Regions from separate parts of the Homo sapiens genome. Here region 2 is linked to region 1. Evidence: chromatin loops called from intact Hi-C (ENCODE). Cell type or tissue: K562. All regions are shown on one strand. Links, peaks and the distances in the headings refer to the core of each region. The heading gives the core; the rest is flanking DNA.

Region 1 (9,275 bases), core at 961-8,960:
AGTTTATGAGGCATCCACTGAAAAGCAACTGCTGAATTTTCCTTCCTAATTCACACTAGAAGTAGTGACATAACAAGCCTCAATATGAAATGTTCTCAAAGCACAGTTAAGACAGCTGACACCACATTCCACTGTTCAAAGAAGTTACAAATGGCAAGCTGTTTTATAAAGCTTTTGGTGGACTTTAAAAAAATTTTTTTTTTTTGAGACACAGTCTCACTCTTTATCACCCAGGCTGGAGTGAAGTGGTGCAATCTCAGCTCAAGCAAACTCCATCTCCCTGGTTCAAGCGATTCTGGTACCTCAGCTACCCAAGTAGCTGCGATTATAGGTTTGCACTAACATGCCCAGCCAACTTTTGTACTTTAATATTTTTATTTATATATTTGATATTTTTAAATATTTATATTTTTTTAGTGGAGACGGGGTTTCACCATGTTGGCCAGGCTGTTCTCTAACTCCTGACCTCAAGTGATTTGCCTGCCTCGGCTTTCCAAAGTGCTGGGATTATAGGCATGAGCCACCATGCCTGGCGGACTTTAAAATATTTCTAATAGAAAAGTTAAATCAACTTTCTTTATGGCTATAAAAGTACCCATGTCCACTAGATAACTTGGAAAACACAAATAAACAGCACGTATGATTTGGATAGAGTTTTCATGTTTTTGTCTCACCAGCAGTTTACTACAATGGAGGAACTCCTCTAAGGGCATTACTATAACTATGTGAACTTTAATAATGATACTAATAAAAGAATATTTAATAGACATCTATTGAGAACTTATGCTCCTGGTATTGTAAGTAATGTTTATATGCATTACCTTTTCATTATTTAATCCTCACAACAACTCTATAAGGGCATAGGAAAATTATTATTTTTCTTTTTATTTTATGGAGATAGCACCTGAGGCTCAGAGAGGTTGAGTAGCTTTTTCAAAGTCACACCGCTGGTATATGCCAAAGCTATGGTTCACAACTAAGTCTGTCTGGCTATTAACAGCCACTACAATGTATAAACTCTTAAAGCTATAGAAAAATCATGCCTGCTGTGGTAAAAATTTGAAAACTTTTTAAAAACCATAGAAAACTTTTTAAAAACAGTAAATGGAAAAAAAAGCTAACATTTTGGCTTTCTTTTCTACTCTCCCTTTTTTGTCTTTAATAATTCAGATGATACTAAATATATAATTTCATAATCTGTTTTCACTTTTAAAATCAACATTTTCTCTTGTCATTAATGCATTTGCAGTCTATAATTTAATAGCTTTATTTATTAGATTAACATTAGGTTTTTAGTATCCCTTATTATAAACGATGCTCCAGAGAACACTTTCGAGGAAATCTGCTTGCATTTTGAATTTTTCCAAATGATAAACTTCTGGGAAAATGGGAAGAGTTGAGACAAAGTGCCAGAGAAGAAAAGTTTTCTACAAGCCTGCCTTTGGATACTGGCCAGCTCCCTGGAATGAGAGTTCCAGAGCCCAAACAAGGTAAGGAGAAAGACCACCCAAGGAAGGGGGAAACAGAAGATTGGTTACATATGGGGCATTGATGTAATATCTAAATACATTAAGAATGATGAGAACCAGGTTTCCCTTTGCCCAAAAGGGAGGTACAAATATGAGCAGAGACAAAACTAGAAAGCATCCTGCGTTTGATTCGAAAAGGATGCACCTGTGTGAACTCATGAGCCTCCACATATATATAGAAATATAATTGTAAATGTGTGTATATGTATATACTAATGTATATACATACACATGCATGTATATACATACTTATATTCCTTGGCTCTAATGACTGGGCTTTGGAGCAGCAAATCCCTCAATGGCAAGGAGTACACTTAGAGAGTCTAGACCTTGATTTCTAAATACCACACTCCATCAAAAGGAGCCAGGGCTTAATGGCCAATTCCAGGACCAAGGCAGGTAAAACCCAAGACAAGCTTAGAACATCTTGTGCCAGAAAACAAGAAAAGTGCTCAAAGATAATGGAGTCATCTCTAAAAAGACACTGAAGCCAGCCTGAAGGAGCTCCTACTAGCCAAACTAGGGGGTGAGAGGGGTAATTTGAGCACCAAAATACAGTAACAGATTATATCCCACTGAATTAAATAAGACTCCGAGAGTGTACAGATATAAATAAATAAATGAATTGAAACACGATATTTACATAGTTTCAAATGATCTCTTCACAAAACAATCATTACAGTAGAAGAGTGATTTTAGTGAAGACACTTGGCAAGCATCGCCTTAATTGAGTAATCAAAGGTAATACCACCAATAACAAGACGAATGGAAATCACATGCCACCTAAAGTATGCCGTGAAAAAAGCACAGCATCACTTCTGTGATTATTTCCTGCCAAAGACACAATTGATGGATGTTCTACAAAATAGCCTGTGATTTTCCTAAGTGTCAAGATTGGGAAAAATCAAGCAAAGCTTGAGAAACTGTTCCAGATCAAAGGAGATTAAAGAAACAGGACTTACTCAGAGCAAATTGCAATTGGGAACAGATCTTTTTGCCATGAAGAACCTTACTGGGACAACTGGCAAAATCTGAACCGAGTCTGAGGATAAAATGGTAGAAATGTATCAGTGATAATTTCCTGATTGTGACGGCTGCACCGTAGTTATGTCTGTCTGTAAGCCGTACTAAAGTAAACAGAGTGACAGAGCAGCAGGTTGGCACTTTACTGTCAAATGGTTCCCTTCCACTCCCCAGAGATGGTACACCCTGCAGCCCCTCTGACTCCACAGTTCGAGTCTTCATCTCTCCTGGTGTTGGCTCCCCTTTTGAAGTTGGGGGCCAGAGAAGCAAAAGAGTACAGGATCAGAAGTTGAAATATTTGGCTTTAAGTTTTGGTTCTTGGCTTTCTAGGTGTGCTCACTGAGCAAGACACACCCAGTTGTCTTCCCGGTAAAACAGACAACAAAAAGTTGCTTCAAGGGAAGCAGGTGAAGGGAAGGTTCTGCACAGCGTTGTTGTTAATAGTGAAAATGTGGATACTTAAAAGGCCCAACATGCCGGGCGCGGTGGCTCACGCCTGTAATCCCAGCACTTTGGGAGGCCGAGGCGGGCGGATCACGAGGTCAGGAGATCGAGACCATTCTGGCTAACACGGTGAAACCCCATCTCTACTAAAAATACAAAAAATTAGCTGGGCATGGTGGCGGGCGCCTGTAGTCCCAGCTACTCGGGAGGCTGAGGCAGGAGAATGGCGTGAACCCGGGAGGCGGAGCTTGCGGTGAGCCGAGATCGCGCCACTGCACTCCAGCCTGGGCCACAGAGCGAGACTACGTCTCAAAAAAAAAAAAAAAGGCCCAACATTTGATGAACGGTCAAATAAATCATGACACATCCTTACCGTGTAGTCACTAAAACTGATGTTTACAAAATCTTTTCACGGAACGAGATGTTCCTTTAATTAACAAAACTGGGATTTAAAAAAAAATAGTTCTCAAAGACTGAACCACCAACCTGCAAATGACTGTGCATGACACCCCTTGCTACTTGCCTCAAGCTCCTCTGCTACCACGCGAACCAAGCAATGCCCCTCCAGGTGGCCGGCCTCCGCCAGGCCTGCGGAGATCCAGGTTACGCTCCGATGGGTCCGCAATACTCTGCGCACACACTCCCTCCATAAGCGGCACACGCTGAGGACGCAAACGCACAAAGGATTGCGAACGGACGTTCATTTTCGTCTCTCCCACAGCTCACAAACCCCCACCCGCTGGCGCAGCAGCAGGAGATCCCTGCGGGATCCAAAGTCCCCGGGGTAGGTAGGTGTCAGTCAGGGCGCTAGTTCGGAAGAAGAGCCAGATATGGAGAAAACCTTAAGGGGAACTTCGCCCCTCAGGGAAGTCCCCCCGGGGCACCACGGCTGGGAGATACCTCGCGGGTAGGGGGTCACCTCAGGTAGGGCGAGCGAGCCGGGGACGGCCCTGGTGGGTCCCAAGGGTCTCTCCCCCCACCCCGCCAGCCTGGGACATGCCCACGGCGTGTCCCCAGGCAAGCTTCCCGCCTCCGCCTCCTCTCCTCACCAGGCCACCCGCAGCAACGCCTTGGCGGGCAGGAAGGTGAGCACACGCTCCACCACCTCCGCCAGGTTACTCAACACGAAGGTGCTCCGCGGGTCTACGGAGGAGCCGCGGCACTCGCCGCAGCAGCCTACCGGCTCCATTCCTCACCAGCCCGCCGGAACCAGTCCTACGGCGGCTCGGAGGAACCCGATTACGCCAGCATAGGGTTGCCCGGCCGGCGCGCACTGAGCAGGCGTCCGCGCCACTTCCGGCTGGACGGGGAAGGTGGGCGTGGCAACGCCGGTGCGTTCCCTCGTCTGGAGCCCGTACTCCGAGGTGTACTCCGTTCCGTAATACGCTCGGAACTGTTTTCTTCATTTTTGAGATTGGGTCTAATGCTGTGGCCAGGCGGGAGTGGAGTGGCGCGGCCTCTGCTCACTGCAGCTTCTACCTCCCAGGCTCAAGCGATCCTCCCGCCTCAGCCTCCCTCGTAGCTTTAACTACAAGCTCCCGCCACCACGCCCAGCTAATTTTTGTATTTTTTGTAGAGACGGGTTTCCAGGCTGGTCTGAAACTCCAGGGCTCAAGCGATACTCCCGCCTGGGCCTCCCAAGGTGCTGGAATTACAGACATAAGCCACCGCTCCTGGCAACTTTCTAGGAGGCCTCCTGCAGTGAAAATAAATTCTTCTTCTGTGCCTGTGCCTCTCACTGCCCTGGCACCGCCATATTTCTGAGTTTACATCTTTCTCTAATTCACAAATTCCTTGCAGGGACTAGGTAGTACTTATTGCTCTTCGTAGTCCCAATGCCTGTTTAAATAGCATAAGCTCGATTTATAAACGGACGTTTGCTTTTAAAAAATTGTCTTAGTGTGTGAAAATCACTGCCTTTATTCCTTGTAAACTTAGTTAACTCGTTGTAATCTTCAGGTTTAAAGTTTCGAATGAGTAAAATGGCATAAATAGCACCTGCCATTCTAAGGTAGCTGAGTGAGATGATTGCTGTGAAGCACGCCCCAAGCTGTGCACCAGTTCCCCGCCAGGGACATCAGATTCACCTGGAAACTACTAAGTTTTAGCACATTCCCGGTCCTTATCCCAGACCTCCTGAATCAGACACTGGGGGTGAGGCCCAGCAATCTGTTTTAACACACTTTATGACGATTCTGATGCATGCTCAAACTGAGAACCACCAAGAAATGGAAGCACAGCAGACACAGGTTTGTCCCCACCTAACATCCATTCCTCCCGCCAATTCCTTCCTAAGGGAGCCCTGATTTGATCGCCAGATCTTGGGCAGAAACTTGGTCTAAATTAGCAGTTCTCATTATGGCCTCAGGACCCTTTACACCCTAAAATATTGACACGACCAATAGTTTATGTGTGTTATGACTATCAATATTTACCATATTAAAAATTAAATCAGAACATCTTAATGCTTAACTCTTTTTAAAAAACCGATGTTATACATTAACGAAATATTTTTATGGAAAACAATTATTTCCCAAATCCTCCTTCCCCCACTGGTGGATAGTATGACATTGTCAGTGGCATAAGCCTCCTGAGTAGCTGTGGTTTTTTTCTTTTTTTTGGTAGACCCAGGGTCTATGTTGCCCAGGCTGGTCTCAAACTCCTGGCCTCAAGACATCCCTCTGCCTCCGCCTCCCAAAGCGTTGAGATTACAGGTATGAGCCACCAAGCCCAGCCAGTTTTTTCCCATAGTCTATTTATAGGCGCAGCTGCTTAAGGAAGCCAGATGGCCCAGATGTCACCAGAGCTTCCTGACCCCTTGCGGAATACCAGAGGAAGATAAACAGGCGCCCTCCAGTTACCTTTAGATAATTAACATAATGCTAAAATCCTCTCCCTAAAGAAAGCTCACTGGCATCTTACGAACATGGATGTATGAAGCAGCATGTTCAGGGACTATGCCTGCTTGTCTGGAACTCCAGTCTGTGCATGCCGTTCATACCTCCCCCGCCCCTCAGCTAACTCTTTAAACTCCCCAGCCTCCCATCCCTCTGGGAGAAGGTGCCTTTAGAGTATGAGCTCCCCTTCTCCATTCTCTGGCTACTGAATGAAACCTGACTGCCTTTCAAAGTGGGCGTTCTTTCTTTGTGGCTGATATAAAGTAGGGAAAGAGGACAGTTTACCAGTGACGGCATCACTACATTTTTGCAAATATTTAATTTGTCTTAATAGAAGACAAATAGATTCTCATATTTGCTTCTGAATTCAATCTGTTGCAAAATCACATCATGTAGCCTCTGGAAAATTCCATTGTACACATGGAAGAATGAGTGAAAATGGCAAATGTTTTAATATTATGAAAATAGTCTTTTAAAACCTCTTGAAATGGTCTCAGGGGTCTCCAGTGTTCCCCAAATAAGGCTTTGAGAACCATTTGTGCAAACTAATCACGATGGTTTCATTCTTTTCACCACCATTGGTTTAGGGGTGGGCACAGGTCCCTGATGTAGCCAAGGAAAGGCAAGAGGCAGTGTGCTTGATGGGATGGTGCTTTTAGAGATTTCCTCACCTCCTAAGGAGACACTAGAAGACAGGGCCATTTATCTACCTCTGGATCAAGTAAGGGGGCTGCACATAACATGCAACCAAAAGATGAAACCAACATAGAAAAATCTCAAGGAAGCAGAGCAAAGCCCAGATGTACAGTACCTGGAGTTGTCCTACCTCTGGACTTCTTGTATGTGAAATAATCTGTCAATTGTGTGCAAGGAGGCCATGGGTATGCTAAGGAAGGAGCAGATTATTTTCACTGGGGGAACTAAGGATAGCCATAAGGAAAAAGTAGCACTTGAATTTATAATGAGAATGGAAGAGGAAAAAGGCGGAGGAAAAGGTGACTATTGTACAGACTATTTCCAGGTTCTTTCACACTTTCACTTTCTCTTGTTAAATCTGCCTGTCTTCCAAGCCTCCCCTCACCACTTCCCTCCTTAAATATCTTATTCCAGAAACTCAATAAAGCCTACAAACACATCAAGCAGAGTTTTCTTATGAGGGAAAAATGAGAAAGTAATCTTTTTTTTGCTTGCCATGATCAGCACAAACAAAATTTTTAAATGGTTCTTTATTCATAAACTTGATGCAAGTTTACAAAATTTACTGTACATTGCCAAATAAATCTGCAATTAAAAATAAAATCCATTAAACAAAGCATGCCAAATGTGCAGCTATCAGTCTGCTTGCCATCAGGATATTAAAGAATTCAACAATGTATTCAAGATTTAGCCTTAGGCTTAAGGAACTTTACTGATTTAAAGAATTCTGCCTTGTCACTTGTTATCTGAGCAACTGGCAATCAGAACTTTATACAAATGTAATCAAGTGAACAAGAATACCAGAAAATCTATTTACTGCTCTCTTAACCAAAATGGAATCAAAAGAAATTAAACACACACAATGTAGAAATGACAAGTCTCTCAGATGTGGTTTACAAAGTTAAAAACTGAATCTCAAAGCTAATGCACAAGAAACACTTTTGAACTTTGTAACTTGTTTGTGCAGAAAAATGTGCTTCTGGATTTGTTAAAAGTGCTTAAGAACTAGAATTTACTTTTAAATCAAACGTGGGTGTATAAAAAAATCTATTACCAACCAAAAAGGACTGATTCAGGTAAGGCAATAAAATGGAGAGTACCTTGATTTGAGTCAGGTTCTATAAAAAAATTAACATATGTAGAGTTTCTATTAATCTTTCAATGTAAAAGCCATTGTTTTGACATGGCAAAAATTACTGTAAGAGTCTCCAAATTAAGTATCTTTTTGTACTTAACTGCACAGCTTTTGCTCAAGGAGTCTTTGTGCCAATCACTTTATAAGTTTATTAGTTTACAAACGATTGCAACATCCCGTTAATAAAATGGAAACGTAAGATGACTTAGTATTTTAAATAACTTGAAGCTCTGTACTGTGGCTCTTGTTCATAAGAAACACTGAACCAACAAGCAGCAGATTCAGCCCAGCCAAGACTCTGATGCCCCAGTGGAAATCACTACTCACAAGCCTTAATTGATACAGTTTTACACTGCTTTGCCTAAGAAGTACAATACAACTCAATTAAGAGTATTATCTTCAGGAAACAATTCATATCTTCACATAGTCATTAAAAAGTTTAACAATTTAATGAGTAGGTTTCCTATCACATTTTGGCAATATCATAAAATGGTTTTAGACATGAAAGAGCTATTATGATTTAGAAGGCCTTAAATTTCCTAAACCAATATTGAACATCGATTAAACCTGTATTGGCTGTAAATGGAACAATATATTGCAAATCCTTGTAACCCATGGGCTCAATATAGGAAAGTTACCCTAAAGCCTCAACTTCAGTAGCCTGATGTTGACTTGGCTGCTTTAAAAAGTTCACTTTTCAAGAAAAAGAGATAAGGAGTGGCCAGTATGTGTATTTATCAGGAAAAATACAGTAAAGGCCCCACTGCTCAGTCCAAGATATCTAAAATGAGCAAAATGCAAAGGCTGTAACTTATACTGGATGTCAGATGACAGATTATCCACTAAAATATCTATTAACTAACATCTTCGGTACTGCTGTAATAGGGGCACTCAAAGCTTTTGTCTGCATGTTAGAAAGATTTTCTTTAAAGCAACATTAGTCCAAACATACAACAGTCAACACATTTAGCCATCTTCCTTTGGAGGGGTGTACCAGCCTGAAATAGAATGAAAAAAAAAAAGTTAAAATAATTCTTAAATAAATTAGAAGAACTGGCATGTAATAAGGTTAGCTACAGTCTCTTTTCATAATTTTGGTGTTTAAAATCTACCGTAAAAAATATATATATATATTATATATATATTTTTTGAGACAGAGTTTCACTCTGTTACCTAGGCTGGAGTGCAATGGCGCAAACTCAGCTCACTGCAACCTCCACCTCCCAGATCAAGCAATTCTCCTGCCTCAGCCTCCCAAGTAGCTGGGATTATAGGCATGCGCCACTATGCCCCACTAATTTTTTTTTTTTTTTTTTTTTGGTATTTAGTAGAGACAGGGTTTCACCATGTTGGTCAGGCTGGTCTCCAACTAATGACCTCAGGTGATCCACCCACCTCCACCTCCCCAAAGTGCTGGGATTACAGGTGTGAGCCACTGCACCCAGTCTACTCTAAAAATTAAACTTACACTTGGATTGGGAACACTGCATTTTGCTATTTCACAACAGAAAGTTATTTTCTATGAATAAATTGTACCTGAGTTTTCAACAC
Region 2 (9,275 bases), core at 658-8,657, 93 kb after region 1:
TGCCCTACATCTTCCAGAAAAGAAAACTTTGCATTTACTGTTTAAAATGAAATAAATGCTTATTTTTATAAGGTTGATATGGTTTGCATCTGTGTCCCCAGCAGTCCATGTTGAGATGTAATCCCCAGTGCTGGTGGTGTGGCTGGTGGGAGGTGTTTGGATCATGGGGCTGGATCCCTCATCAGTGGCTTAGTGCCATCCCCTTGGTGATGAGTGAATGAGTTCTCTGAAACCTGGTTGTTTAAAAGTGTGTGGCACATCCCCTCTGTCTTGCTCCCACTCACTCCCTGTGACATGCCTGCTCCCCCTTTGCCTTCTGCCATGATTGTAAGCTCCCTGAGGCTTCTTCAGAAGCAGAAGCCAGTGCCATGCTTCTAGTACAGCCTGCAGAACCGGGAGCCAATTAAACCTCTTTTCTTTGTAAATTACCCAGCCTCAGGTATTTCTTTATAGCAATGCAAGAATGATCTAATGCAAAGGTGTACTGTTTTGTTTTGTTTTCAAGCTAAGGTACATTGTTTATGCCTTATTACAAATATGAGGGATATCAGAAACTGGGGGAGGCCCTAAGCCCAGCAAGGGGAGGAATCCTCTATGGCTTCAAGCCTGGGATCTCCTGCATATGGGGTTTCACAATGGGAATGGTGCTTGATGCATTCAACTAATACCTTATTTGCAGACATCTGTATAGTTTTCAGCTTTTAAAATATAATCAGCTACATTGTATTTCCAGTTAAGTCATAGCTGATATGCAACTTTATTTCCTTGTAGTAAAATACTAGAAGCTACCGGTCAGATTTAAGATGTTCAATATATATTGACAAATTGCCATCTAGAAAAATTGCTCCAATTTACCTTTGGACAGCAATTATGAAAGGCTCATTTTTCCAGACCCTCACTCATATGGTTTGGATCTCTGTTCCCACTAAATCTCATGCTGAATTCTAATCCCTAATTTTGGAGATGGGGCCTGCTGGGAAGTAATTGCGTGACACGGGCAGATTTCCCATAAATGGTTTAGCACATCCCTTGGTACTGTTCTCATGATAGTAAGTGAGTTCTCATGAGATCCAGTCATTTAAAAGTGTGGCACCTGCCCCCTCACTCTCTCTTGCTCCTGCTCCCACCATGTGAGAGGCCTCGCTCCCCCTTCGCCTTCCACCATGATTGTACGTTTCCTGAGGCCTTCCCAGAAGCTGAGCAGATGCCAGCATCATGCTTCCTGTACAGCCTATGGAACCGTGAACCAGTTAAACCTATTTTCTTTAGAAATTCCCCACTCTCAGATATTTCTTTATAGCAATATGAGAATGGACTAATACATTCACTAATGCTGGGTTTGCTTTTTCTTTTTTATTATTACTAGTGAAATTGAATATTATTTTATATGTTCATTGGACATTTGTATTTCTTCTTTTCTGAATTGCTGGTATATTTCCTTGATTCATTTTTTCTATTACTGTGTTTGTCTTTTTCCTGTTTGTTGATGAGTACTTTTATGTAGTTGGAATACTCACACTGACATACTTCATTATGTAAAAATGAAAACTTCTGTATGTTACAAAACACCAGAAAAACAAATGAAAAGACAGAAGAAATTATTGAGAAAAACAAATTTGCAATGAATAGAACAATTTTGCAAGAATAGAACAAATTTGCAATGAATAGAACAATTTTTCTTTATACCTTCTGTACAGTACTGAGCATCATGCTTAGAAAGTCCTTCATAATCCCCAAGATCATGTAAATATTCTTTTTTTATGTTTTCTCCTAGTTAGTATGTTTACAGTTTTATTTGTTAACATCTTTACAACAACTGGAATTCATTTCTGGCATGAGGTTTAAAGTAGTAATGATTCTAACTTAATTTTTTTCCAGGTAGTTAATTAATTGCTCTAACAAAACTTATTGAATAATTCTTCTTTGCTCAAGAGGTCTTAATGCCACCTTTATCACACGCTAAAACAATATATTCTTATAAAAATTCAGGTTTGTGGCCAGGCGTGCTGGCTCATGTCTGTAATCCTAGCACTTTGGGAGGCCGAGGTGGGTGGATCATGAGGTCAGGAGTTCAAGACCAGCCTGGCCAAGATGGTGAAACCTCATCTCTACTAAAAATATAAAAATTAGCTGGGCGTAGTGGCAGGCACCTGTAATCCCAGCTACTCAGGAGGCTGAGACAGGAGAATTGCTTGAACCCAGGCAGCAGAGGTTGCAGTGAGCCAAGATCACACCACTGCACTCCAGCCTGAGTAATAGAGTGAGACTCCATCTCCAAAAAAAAGAAAAGAAAAACCTTCAGGTTTGTTTCTGGACTTCCTATTCTGTTCCATGATTTCTGATCTCTTCTGAATTCTAAAGCTGTTCTATTCCAACAAGGGTCCCCAAATTCTCAGAAATAGAGTTTGCATTGCTTTGGCGATCTCTGTTCAAATTCTTATCTCTTATGTTAGACTGTGAGTTCCCTGAGGGAAGGGTCCTGTCTCACTCCTCTGTGTACCCCAAGAGCCTAGTGTGGTATAATGAAGGAAGGGCACAACAGCACCACGGTGAAGTGAGGAAGCCCCAAGCTTAGGGGCACCAGATTGAGCAAAGAAAACTATAGGATATGCAGTTAACCTACAATATCAGATAAACAGCAAATAGTTTTTTTGTATGAGTATATCCCATGCAATGTTTGGGATATACTTATCCTAAAAGTTATCCAGACATCTCCACTGAAACACTCATCCTCCTCAGACCTCACACCCCTGCTTACCATGAGATCCAAGCTGGAAAACCAGGAATGCATTTTTTACATGCCAAATGCCACAGCTCAAGTTAGAAGCACCCAACTGACTGGGTGTGAGAGTGGGGAATATGGCCTCCTATGCCTGCAGAGGCAGCGTCCCATGCCAAGAAGGGACTGACTCACTGCTGTTCCTCCATAAGGCTCGCTGCCACAACCACTTGCACCATGCGCCATGTCCCTGTCCCATATCCCCATTCCCCAGAGGCCTTGAGCCAAGTGGAGCAGGGCAGACACTGTATGATCCCACAGCTGACTGTTCATAGTCTCTAACCTTTCCTTCTCTTATAAAAGGAAAACAGGGCACTCCTCTGATGCCACCCAGCATGTGATACCCGCCTGGACACATCCAGGAAACACTCAAGCCATGCTGGGGAGGCAGTCATCCTGTTTCTCATGTTTATCCACACACTTCCACAGGGGCTGCAAGTCTACACAACCTAGACACTTGGTCCAAATGGCCCCTAGTTTGTGCCAGGCACAGTGCTAAGCATTTGGGTTACAACGATGAACAAAAACTGGCCTGGTCCTTGATGTTATGGAGCTTACAGTCTAGTAGGGGAGATGGCCATAAATCACGTGATCAAAATTTATTTAATTGAAAAAGTATAAAGAGATATAAGAGCATATAGTGAGGGACCTAATCTGATGGGGTGGGTAGTCAACACCCCAAATAAGGGATATTTGAGAAGGCATTCACTGTCAAAGAGAAGTGTTTCTGGCAGAGAGAACAGCATGTGCAAAGGTCCTGAGGTAGGAGGGAGGGAACCCTCAGGGATCTGAGGTGATAGAGGGAGTAAGAGAGAAAGAATGAAGCAAAAGGTGGCTGCAGAGGCAGGCAGGGGCCAGATCCTGCAGGCCAAGGGTGAGTCAAAGCCATTGCAGAATTTAGCAAGAGAGTGACTTAATAATATTGGGCTTTTAAAGATGAATATGGCTGCAATACCAGAATGGCTGGTTGGAAGAGGCCAAAGTGGAAGCTACTGGGGATGTCTGTGTAAGAGCTGACAGTGACCTTGTGGTGGAAATGGGGCACAAGAGAGGGAGACTGTGCTGGGCTTCATCATGGTTGAATGCAGGAGAGAAAGGAAGTATCAGGGAGATGCTGGCACAACCAGGGAAGACTTTCATCACCCACTGGGTACGGGGGAGGGTGGTTAACCTGTGGGGAGAAGCAGGGCACTTATCCAGGGTGGAAAAGAGAGAGAGTGAGGAGAAGGAGCAGGAGTAAGAGAGCTAAAGCTGAGAACTCAAAGGACCAAGGAGAAGCTACAGGGCCAGCTCACAGAAATGGCGCGGAAGGAACTCACTTGTTGCCCCAGCTTTCTCTCATTTCAGTCTCAAAGAGATCTTGCCGGTTAGGCGGACACTTTCTCCACTTCGCAGGGTAACCAACTATGGATCAGATCTTCTTCTGACATCACAGAGCTGGGACTTGAATGCAAGTCTGTGTAACTACAAAGCCCACACTCTGCTCTCTGCCAGGAGCCCCACTCCTGCCCCGATCCCTGGGCCGATGAGTTATATCGAGGCCTATAGCCAAAATGAAGGCTCAAAGATTCCCCAGCAGGGGAAGAAAGTGGCTGGGTGGGAGGGCTAATTCTCAATTCCTGTAGTTCATTCAGATCCTGGAGCCTGGGGGAATATGGGAAAACCAAGGCAGACACAACGTGGAGAAAGCAAAGGTCAGTATTTCTCTACCCTGGCTGCACAGTGCCATCATCAGGTGAGCTGTGAAAATTCCTGGTGCCCAGGCCATCCCCCACCAATTAGCTCAGAATCTCTAGGGTGGGGCTTGGGCATCAGAATGTTTTCAAGCTCTCCAGGTGATGCCAAGCTCTCCAGGTGCAGCCAGGTTGAGAACCATGGGCATATCAGCCCCTCTCCTGAGACCTACTCTATCTCAGTCTAGACTTATCTTGGAAGGGCCTCCCATAACTGTATTTGGGGCCACACTGCCCAGGATCCCAGCCTAATCTGAGTTTAGGTCCTAATTAAGATCTTTAGAGACCCAAGACACTGCAAAATTATTGTGCAGAGCTCCTCTCTTTCTTTTCTTTCTTTCTTTCTTTCATTCATTCGTTCTTTCTTTCTTCTTTCATTTTCTTTCTTTCTTTGCCTTTCTTTCTTCCTTTTCCTTTTTTTTTTTTTTTTTTTTTTTGAGACAGTTTCTCTCTGTCATCAGGCTGGAGTGCAAAGATGCGATCACAGCTCACTGCAGCGTCAACTTACCAGACTCAGATGAATCTCCCACCTCAGTCTCCTGCACAGCTGGGACCATAGGCACATACCACCACATCTGGCTAATTTTTGTATTTTTTGTAGAGATGGGGTTTCACCAAGTTGCCCAGGATGATCTTAAACTCTTGGGCTCAAGCAATCCTCTGCCTCAGCCTCCCAAAGTGCTGGGATTACAGGCATAAGCCACCACACTCAGCTCCCCTTTTTCTTAAGTAATTCTAAATAAAAACAAGACTAAATTATAAAATAAAATTTGACATGGGCATTTTTGGAGAAATGACACAAAACTTCCATGATAGCTGAAATTAAAATATTTATTTTTGGATTTTCTATTTGTGTGTGCACACAGGTACACACTTGTCCTTGGTTGGTGCCCTATGTGTGTACTTGCTCTATGTAGTAGGTTAATCTGCACAGAGTCTGAAGGCACAATTTTCAGTAAACGAAAGCTCTACATAGCACAATTTCCAAGCAGTTGAGACTGAAGCAGCAGTCTCCTTCTGGGTTTAATTTGAATTAACTCATTATGTCAGAGGTTGCAAATGTTTTTCTGTGAAAAATCAGACCTTGGCGATGACACTGAGCAGTAGGATATAAATAACTCCACAAGCTTAGCGTTCCAGTAATGGAACGCTAAGCATAAATGTGTAAACTGCCAGGATGTACTTGTGCAGGAAACTGACAATTTTCAGCAAGAAATCTTCAGATGAGGCTTGTCACTCTCCAGTGTAACTCTAGGGCCTGCTTGGCAGGGGGACCAGCTTTGGCTGGAGGCTGGGTCAAAACGGCGGCCCTGGGATGGCACCTTCCCATCCCATGGAGGGAGCTCTGTTGGGAACATGAGACAGACCAAGAAGACTCATCCATTAGGAAAGCGGCCCTTGGCCTGTCCGGTTTTAATGGAGGAGGGTGCTTGGTGCAATGACCACTTCTGATGGGGAAACTAGTTGAAGACATGGGCATTGTCTTTCCCATGTGTGCCCCACTGGGAGCCTAAACTTGATGGGTGAAAAGTTCCAAGAGATGAATCAAGAGCACTATATATATCTCGGCCGTCCAGGCTGGGCTCCTCCCACCACCCCTCAGTCCTGCCCTCTGGAACCCTTAGCAGGCTGGCAGAAGCCCTTTTTGGGGTCCAGACTTATGACCAGGATGCCTATGGCTTCCTAACCCCCAGGTAGGGCAGCCTAGTGTAAAGATCCTGAAAGCAGGAGAACAGCAATTGATCAAGTGAACCCAAGATAGGACTAAAACTGTCTCTGATGGCAAAACCTTTGATGACGAAGAGTCTGGCCCATAGAAAGATGGCCCTGAGCATGGCACCTCTGACCAAATCCCTCACTCTGACCTACTGAGCGTATGAGCCCAGCCTTGCTCACAGTCGGGGCTGGAGGGAGACCTCATGGAGGCCACTCGATACCTGCACTTCCTGTGTGCCTGTCACTGCTGATTCCACCCACACCGTCCTCTGCCCCAGCCAGCTCAGCCCTGCCATACCCTGCCATTACAGTCCGGGCTCTTTGGATGTGAGTGACAGAAAATTCACTGGCTTAGGCAAGAAGGGAAGCTCATTGGTCAGTAAGTTAGCCATGGGCAGGACAGGGAACAGCTGGGCCTCAGGAATACCTGGACTCAGAATCACCAGCGCTGTTAGGATTTGCAGGCTCCTTCCCTTGTCTCTGTCTCCACCTCAGTCTGCAGATCAGTTTTGTGCTCTCAGAGCAACTCTCCCCACGAGGTTAGAGTCAGGCTGTTGGCAGCATGAGGCTTCTGTCTTACTGGCTTTGCCCCCGAGGAAAGGATGGGGCTCCCCTCTATTAGTTCCTATTCAGAAAATTCCAGAAGAAAGTTTCTGCTTGGTCTGGTCTGGGTTGGCTGAGTAGCTGGGACTCTAAAACTGCCGACCCCTCTAGTGTCATGTGGTTGAAGTAGGGCAGGGAGATGTATTAGTCAATTCAGTGTACCATGCCAAAATACCACAGACTGGGTGGCTTAAACCACAGACATTTATTTCTCACAGTTCTGGAGGCTGGGAAATCCAAGATCAAAGTGCCAGCAAGGTAGGTTTCATTCTGAGGCCTCTTCTCTTGGCCCATAGGTGGCTGCCATATTGTGTGCTCATGTGACCTCTTCTTTGTATTTGTGCAGAGAGACAGTGAGTGCACTCTCTGGTGTCTCGTCTTATAAGGACACTAATCCTACTGAATCAGGGCCCCACCCTTAGGACCTCATTTAACCTTAATGATTTCCTGAGAGGCCTCATCTCCAAATGCAGCCATACAGAGGGTTAGGGCTTCAACATATGAATTTGGAGGAGACAGAGACACTCAGTCCATGAAGAGAAGAAAAACTATTCACGAAGAAAGGGGTGCAGTGGCCAAAAAAGGGGGCAGACAAAACTACAGATGCTCTCCCCATTTCCTCCAATACACAACACACACACACACACACACACACACACACACACACAGCCCTGCCTTTGCCCCTTCCCCACAAGGCCACTCCCCACCCCATGATTATTTACTTCCCTCCTATCCTGCACTCTGGAGCTGCCCCTTCCCCTAAGTTGTCCTGTGGCTCACTGATCGCTGCATACAGGTAGGTGCATGTCAATGTAGCTGGGGCTGGGGGCCTCCTGGACCATGTGTGTCCTGAGCCCCACCATGGGACTGGGCAGGAAGTGGGTCTCACCCATGTCTCCTGTCCTCAGGCAGAGCCTAGCCCTGGGACATGAGCTCAGTGGGTGCTGCAGCTTTGTTGGATTCACCTCAGGCCCCCTTTCCCCACATCCACTTATAAGGTTCCCAGGGCCTTGATACCTCCGTCCTTGGAAGAAAAGAATGTGATTAACCAGCTCACACGAACCTGCTGGTGGCTTCCCACAATAGAAGGAAATAATTTTCTAGTTCAAAAGAGTCTACCAGGTGACTAGCACAGTGAATGAAGAAAGACCTACAGCAAGGCACAGCATTGGGAAATTCCAGAAAACTAAGGATAGAGAGAAAACCCTAAAATCTTCCAGAGAGAAAAGACAGGTCACATGTAAAGAGCCAAGACTCCGCATGACACGGACTTATTCCCAACAACACTGGGAACTAGAAAATAATAGAGCAATATTTCCCAATGTGAGGAGAAGTTACATTTAAATTAGAGCATTACATCCAGCCAAACTAGTAATCAGGAGTTGGGGTAGAACAATGACATTCTAAAATGTGTGAGGGTCAGAAAGCTTGGCTTCCATTCACTCTTTCTCAGGAAGCCACTGGAAAATGTGCTGCAACACAGTGAGAGAGTAAACCAGGAAAAAAGAAGATCTGGGGCCAAGGAACAGGAGATGCAACAGAAGAGGCAGGAGGAAATTCACACGATGGTGCAGAGACATGCCAGGATGCCAGATGTGCCATGGGCTGAGAGCTGAGTCCAGATTGGAGCAGAAGGATGGAGGGCAAGGGAGAAAGGGAAGCCTCCAGGAAAATAACAGGTCTGATACAGTATCTGGTGTTTCTTAGTTTTTGGATCATTATCACTAGGCATTTGATAAATCAGTTGGAGCATCTGAAAATAAAATAGTAGGTGGGCCAGAAGCGGTGACTCACACTTGTAATCCCAGCACTTTGGGAGGCTGAGGTGGGCAGATCAAGAGGTCAGGAGTTTGAGACCAGCCTGGCCAATATGGTGAAACTCCGTCTCTACTAAAAAATACAAAAGTTAGCCAGGCGTGGTGGTATGCGCCTGTAGTCCCAGCTACTTAGGAAGCTGAGGCAGGAGAATTGCTTGCATCCAGGACTTGGAGGTTGCAGTGAGCTGAGATTGTGCCACTGTACTCCAGCCTGGATGACAGAGTGAGACTCTGTCTCAAAAAAAAAAAAAAGGTAGGTAATAGGTACAAAAACATATAAGCAAATGAAGGAAAAAAATACAAAGCAATTATTAACTCTGAGGGAAAAAAAGGAAAGAAATTAGACAATTTCAGTGCAGGAGTTGGGTTAGGGAACAATATTTAGATACCTACAATAATGGAAATGCTTTGGATTTCATAAGACTATGATCCAATCAGACTGGTAGATTGGAAGCAAGGAAATTGTTAAGACCTCATAAGGGAGGTAAGCCCTATACTGAGCTATGCCAGGAGGTAGACAGATACTGAAGAAAACAAATCAAGAAATAGCAACATAAACATTATTTAGAAATATGATGATAAATACCAGAGGAAATAGCAAAATGAGTTTAAAGTGATGGCCTCTGG

What was found. Peaks named below come from ENCODE experiments on the same cell type or tissue, not always from the same donor. Only the 100,000 strongest peaks of a DNase experiment are listed, where the experiment ranks them.
Region 2: it touches region 1 in a loop (3-fold over the local background); 9 of 110 quality-filtered maps call a loop at or near these places.

The regions. Positions count from the first base shown.
Region 1 is chr15:75,898,874-75,908,148 of GRCh38, reverse strand. UBE2Q2 (ubiquitin conjugating enzyme E2 Q2) reads right to left here. Exons shown (of 13, transcript NM_173469.4): 13 at 7,071-8,722. The coding sequence ends at 8,691. It overlaps FBXO22 (F-box protein 22), which reads right to left and starts at 4,271. Exons shown (of 7, transcript NM_147188.3): 1 at 4,046-4,271; 2 at 3,520-3,658. The coding sequence starts at 4,185. RefSeq lists a silencer at 3,880-3,949 and enhancers at 4,000-4,049, 4,070-4,169, 3,786-4,443, 4,530-4,619, 4,444-5,103. In K562, for the core only: a CTCF peak has its summit at 5,821; DNase peaks (open chromatin) are centred at 4,278 and 5,818; H3K4me3 peaks cover 2,337 bases.
Region 2 is chr15:75,805,393-75,814,667 of GRCh38, reverse strand. No RefSeq gene overlaps it. Among named protein-coding and RNA genes, the nearest start is that of UBE2Q2, 33 kb to the left of the region's middle. In K562, for the core only: a CTCF peak has its summit at 4,513; a DNase peak (open chromatin) is centred at 4,527.